Regions from separate parts of the Homo sapiens genome. Here region 1 is linked to region 2. A link is a contact called in ENCODE Hi-C data. All regions are on one chromosome and are shown on one strand. The core of a region is the stretch at or near the end of the contact, and the rest is flanking DNA. Distances in the headings are between cores, read along the strand shown.

The links. Hi-C counts contacts between places; a loop is a spot of excess contacts on that map. Pooled maps may share reads with other maps.
Region 1: a pooled map shows a loop between it and region 2 (6-fold over the local background). The contact joins the promoter of MSN here to the promoter of AMER1 in region 2. A Hi-C loop is called at or near these places in 7 of 50 pooled maps.

What each region holds. Positions count from the first base shown.
Region 1 is chrX:65,666,256-65,668,955 of GRCh38, reverse strand. MSN (moesin) reads right to left here and starts at 1,302. Exons shown (of 13, transcript NM_002444.3): 1 at 1,103-1,302. The coding sequence starts at 1,114. RefSeq lists a silencer at 1,281-1,610.
Region 2 is chrX:64,204,387-64,207,086 of GRCh38, reverse strand. AMER1 (APC membrane recruitment protein 1) reads left to right here and starts at 1,379. Exons shown (of 2, transcript NM_152424.4): 1 at 1,379-1,517. LOC112268307 reads right to left here and starts at 1,141. Exons shown (of 4, transcript XM_047442706.1): 1 at 1,003-1,141; 2 at 47-105. The coding sequence starts at 1,068. RefSeq lists an enhancer at 843-1,002 and silencers at 1,133-1,232, 2,213-2,272.

The DNA.
Region 1 (2,700 bases), core at 53-2,552, 1.5 Mb before region 2:
TTTCAAGGCTACTAGTCACTATCTCACCTCTACAAGGCTCAAGCAGTCCTGGGGAGACATGTTTGGGAGCACTGCATTGCCTAGGCCAGCTCAACAAGCTGTTTGGCCTAAGGGACTCAAGCCAGGGTGGTCACCAGGCCTTTCTGAGCAAGGGAAGGGCCTCAGCAGCCATTTGGCATGACTTGCACAAAAGCAAGCAGAGCTCATTAGTCAGGCACACCCCTCCTCCCCTCTCCCTCCTGGGCATCCGGCCCCCCTATCCCCACTCCCAGGAGGCTTCTGTTCCTCTCGTAACAGCCAGTGGGGTGGAGACGCATCCCCAAATCAACCACCACTCTAGAAAGGTGTGGCCCCACGAGAAAACCCACACCACACAAAATAGTCCGGAGGGGATAGGAGGAGATAGAGAGGCATTAAGCAATAGGAGGGGCAGGGATTTGGAGGTGGAGAGGAGGGAGAAACCGGTCCTCTCTCCCAGGAGATGGGGTAGGCCTCTCCTCAGACTGGTGCCTAAATAAGTGTTGGTGCTCTCGGGTGCAGCCTCGATGACGATTTCCTCACATCTCTCTCCTCACCTCCTAGTGGAAAACAGCTGGAGCCACCCGGTGAGGCTGTGGGAAAGATGAGTGGGGGTGCCGGATCCGCCCCGAGCGGCTCCCTCCTTTCTCCCTGCTTCTCTGTTCCCATGTCCCCTCTTGGACATTGGCAGCCTTGCCCCAGAAAGGTGCCAATTCCTGGGTTGGGGAAAGTGTTGTCTTCTGGACCAGAATCCTCTCCTCTGTGCCCATGGCCCATCAGGGAAAAGGGGAAACCCCAGGCCCCAACGAAGCCGTCCTGACTGTTGCATCTCAGACACAGGGAACTGGAACCTGAGAAAGAGGCAGGCCTCGCCCCGTCCAAACTTCCAGCCTGGACACCCCCTCAACCCCTGAGGGCGCACCAGACCAGGATCCCACTCCGGTCCCCTCCCTACCCTTGGCTATGGCGGAGGGCGCGGCGTCCCAGGCGGGCCGGTGGCTGGCCAAGCCCTCAGCCATCAGCAAAGGGCTATGAGGCTCAGCCAGAGCCATTGGGGTCGACAGCGCCCACCTCCGGCACTCACCGTTTTGGGCATGGTGGCGGCAAAGGCAGCGGAGTTGGCGAAGTTTAGCTAGGACTGTCGGGCAGTGCTGAGCACGCAGTACACACGGCTTGGATTCGGCTGGCCGGGGACTCAGATTGGGTCCCTCACTAGCGTCGGGGCGACTGTTAGGCTTCCTGCTAACGGGCCACGACTTCACAAACCCCACCCAGGAAAGAGCCGCCCCTGTCGCGCCGCCCGCTCCTTTATGTGGCCCGGCTTCCGCGCCGCTCCCCGCCCTCGCGCCCGCCTCCCCGCCGACCGCTGGCCTTGCCCCGCCCAGCCCCGCCTGGCCAGGCCCGGCGCAGCCAGGCCACAGCGGCCACGTGGGGGGCCCGGCTGGGCCCGGGCGGACCTAGGGTAGCTACCACTCCCCACCCAGACCCACCCGGCTCCTCTCCCACCCTGGTCACAGCCCCTAGCCTTCCACGTCCTGGCCTTCCAGCCCCACCCCCACTCAGGGCCCAGACCCTGGGCCCTGACAGATGCTTACTCAGCCCCTGACTGCAACTTTCCACTGATGGGGAGCTCACTACCTATCTTTTCCTTCTCTAGACAGCTCTGGCTCTTAGAAAGTTCTTGCCGTGTCTGAACTCCTTTTCTCTATGGCTTCCATCCATGGATCTCAGTTCTGCTCCCTGAGGCCACACAGATCCCCTGTTGTCCCTAACAGCTCCTCAAAGGCCTGAAGATCTCAGGTCCACAGGAAACTTCTCTTCTTTTGGCTAAACTGCCTCACCTCTTAAAACACTTCATCCATTCTCTTCCGTAGGACTCTCCCCATCATATTTCCTACCCATCCTTGCTCAGTCCTCATTTATCTTTCCTTCATCTAAATCCCAGTCTTCACCTTCCTCAAATCAGTGACCTGATCCTTTAGCCCCTCTCCCAGTACATTCACTTTCTGATGTCCTGATGGGGCTGGCTATAATTCCCTCAGGTTAGATGTGACCTCCCTAGTCCACACCCTTGGGGTTTGTCTGCCAGCTCCCTTTCTCCTTCTTGTCAAGGTCACAGAATCCCAGGATGGCAGTGTTCTAGACTGTTGAAGTCGTCTGGTCAAGTCTGAGTTTTAGGCTGAGTGCGGTGGCTCATGACTGTAATCTTAACACTTTGAGAGGCTGATGCAGGAGGATTGCTTGAGCCCAGGAATTCGAGACCAGCCTGGGGAGCATATCAAGACCCCCTCCCATATCTATACAAAAAAAATAAGTGAGAGCCGGGCATAGTGGCTCACTCCTGTAATCCCAGCACTTTGGGAGGCTGAGGCGGGCTGATCACCTGAGGTCAGGAGTTCAAGACCAGCCTGGCCAACATGGTGAAACCCCGTCTCTACTAAAATTACAAAAATTAGCCGGGCACGTGCCTGTAATCCGAGCTACTCGGGAGGCTGAGGAGGGAGAATCGCTTGAACCCGGGAGGCGGAGGTTACAGTGAGTCAAGACTGAGCCAGTGCACTCCAGCCAGGGCAACAGAGTGAAACTCTGTCTCAAAAATAATAATAATAATAGTAAGTGAGACCATGTGCAGTGGCTTACACCTGTAATCCTACCACTTTGGGAGGCCAAGACCTGCAGATC
Region 2 (2,700 bases), core at 130-2,629:
CAGTTCCTGTGCTCTACACATGCAGAGGCAGCAGTCCACCTCTTACCAGTTCAGCAGCTGGATCTTTTCAAGACTGTCAGGACCCAGAAGCAGCAGAGAACACTCCTGCAATGCAAAAATAGCACGCATTGTTCTCTAATCCTTCTCTCTATCCTCAGCTTTAATCCACCCACCTCCCTTTTTAGACACACACAGAGTTTTAGGGCTGGGCCTTCTGGATATTCTTGAACTAGTGGTGGAACTAGATTCTTTGCTGCCTCAGCTCACCTGGCCCTGGCAGCCACTGATGCCACTTAATGTCCTTAGGCTAGAGACCCAAGTTCGCCGGGCTCCCTGCCACATCCCACACACAGTAGCAGACAAGGCTGGTACAGGCCTCCTCACTTTGTCCTCAGCCTGACCTCCGGTTTGGGCCCAGACAAGATTTTCCTCTCAATATTTAGACTTTTCAAGGAAAAAGGCCTGCCGAAAGCCAGGCTCACAAAGGATGGGGGAAGGGGGACTCTGGAGACCTTGGGGATTCCCTCCACATTCCATAGAAGGTGCGAAATTTGGGTGAGGGTCAAACTATGGAAACAGGTATCATCTCAGAGAAGAAAAGTGAAAGCAATCCTGGAAAGGGAGCCCGGGGCTCTGGATTCCAAATTGGCCCTTGTCGCCGGCAGGCTGGGTAACTGTGGGGAGGGACTTTCCCCACTCTGGGCAGCAGAGGGCCCGTCGGTAACGGGTGGAAGTTGGCCTCTATGGTCTCTAAGGGCACTGGTGTGCCAGAGAGGCGGACGAAGTTAGGGCGCAGGCGCTGCAGCTAGCTTTCCTGGCAGGTGAGTCCCTCCTCTGGGTGGCCTGGCGGCGCGATCCGCAGGGCCTTGTCTCTACGACTAAGGATAGGCCGGCCCTTAGGTTTCTGCAGTCTTCCCAGATTCCTCAACCTCTCTGCCTCGTTACTCCCCGCCGGCCTCTAGCTCAGGAATAAACGTCCTGGTGGCGGCCAGGGCACAGTACCGCGAATGCACAGCGGCCACAGAAATGGGAGTGCGTGAAAACCGAAACCGATCCGGCGAGCCCCATCCGGGCAGGACTGGCTCCTTGAGGCCACGGTGTAGCCACGCCACTACCAGCCCGGCGTGGGGGCGGGAGTGGGGAGCCCCAGCCAGTGGTTCCGCACCCTCTCCGCCCCCTGCCAACACCACGCCTGCACTTATTTGCATTTAAAGAGAAACGCACCAAGGAAAACAGTGGGCGGGCCGGGGCACGCCTTCCCACCATAGCGATTGGGCCATATGCCTGCCAATCAGGACGCAGATGCCCCACCCGGTGGCCTTGGAGTACTGGGGGAGGGGGTATGGGGGAGCTACCCAAAGCCTGGGGAAGGGGAGTCAGTGCTGGAGGTGACTGGAGCCGCGGCGACGGCGGCAGCAGCTGCGGTGGCGGCGCTCTCAGCCGTGGCAGCCGAGGCTGCAGCCCGGCCCAGGGCGGCTCAGCGGACAATAACCGGGCTAGGAACCTGACCGGGCTGGGTAAGCGTTGCGTACAGCCAGGAGCCTCCGCCTGCCCGCGGTCGGGTGCATTCCCGCGTGCTCTGCTCCTACGGACTGGAGGAGGGCACTAAGGACTAGGCGGGTCGGAGTCCCGGTCGCTCGCCCCTCTCCTTTGGAACCCGCTTTGCGGACTGTCGGGTGGAGAGGCAGAGCGGCCTTGAGTCCCCTGGGCACAAGCGACCACGGCTGGGGGGAGGGGGGTTGGGGAGGGCGGGTAGGAAGGCAGGCTAGCCTGGGCCAAGCCTCCCGGCTTTCGGGGGGGCGGGGATGGGCCCGCACGTGCTGCCGCACAGTCCCGGGAAGGGCGCCGCCAGCCAGCACCCCAAGCCATGCATTTGTAGGCCAGGAGCTCTGCAGCTTTGTTGTAGCACATTTGCTGGAACAGCTGTGTAACGCGGGTACCGCTCACCCCTCTCTCCGGCTGCCTGGCTGCCGCCCCTCCCCTCCCCTGTGCATCTCCAGCCTCTCCCTCCTTTCTGCGGACTCAAGCTGGCGTGCTGGCTTGGGCCCGACGGAGACCGGCTTTGGCGTGGATTGGGACATCCACAGACTGCCCCCTCCCCAGAGGAGCTCAGTTGGGCCTGTGGGCTGAGCTCAGTCGCACACTTCCCTTCAGAACCTTGGCCTTGTGGCCCCAACTAGCCGCGCCCCTCCTCCTGGGCCTCCGGGCGCATCTGGCGCCCGCCCCCGCGGTCGGGCAGGCTGGCTGGCAGCCGGGCTCTTGCTGGTCCTTGGGTTAGAGCAGCGGCGCAAGCTAGTCCTTGAGTTAGAGCTGCAAGGCCGCTTTGTCTCCCGCCTCGCCTCGCCTCACCTCCTTTTCCCTTGGAGGATACTGGCCGCGTTTTCCTCTCCAGCCTCCCGTTTAAAAATAGCAATAGGCACGGTGTTTGGGGGGCATTTCCTTGCCAGAGGCCGAAGGAGCCCTCATTGTAGTACGGAACGTATCATACCATCTCTGTGTACAGGAGAGCTAGCGAGGTGGCCAAACCCTCCAACTTCGCAGTTACTTAACATACCCAGCCCGCCAGGCCCCTGTCATTGTCTGCTGGAGACACTTCTGACACTGGTGACCGCCCGAACGCTGGACTTTGCTTGGCTCCCCCGGTGGTGAGGGGCTGTGCCCGCTACATGCGTCACAGCCCAAGCGCCTAGGCGGCAGCTG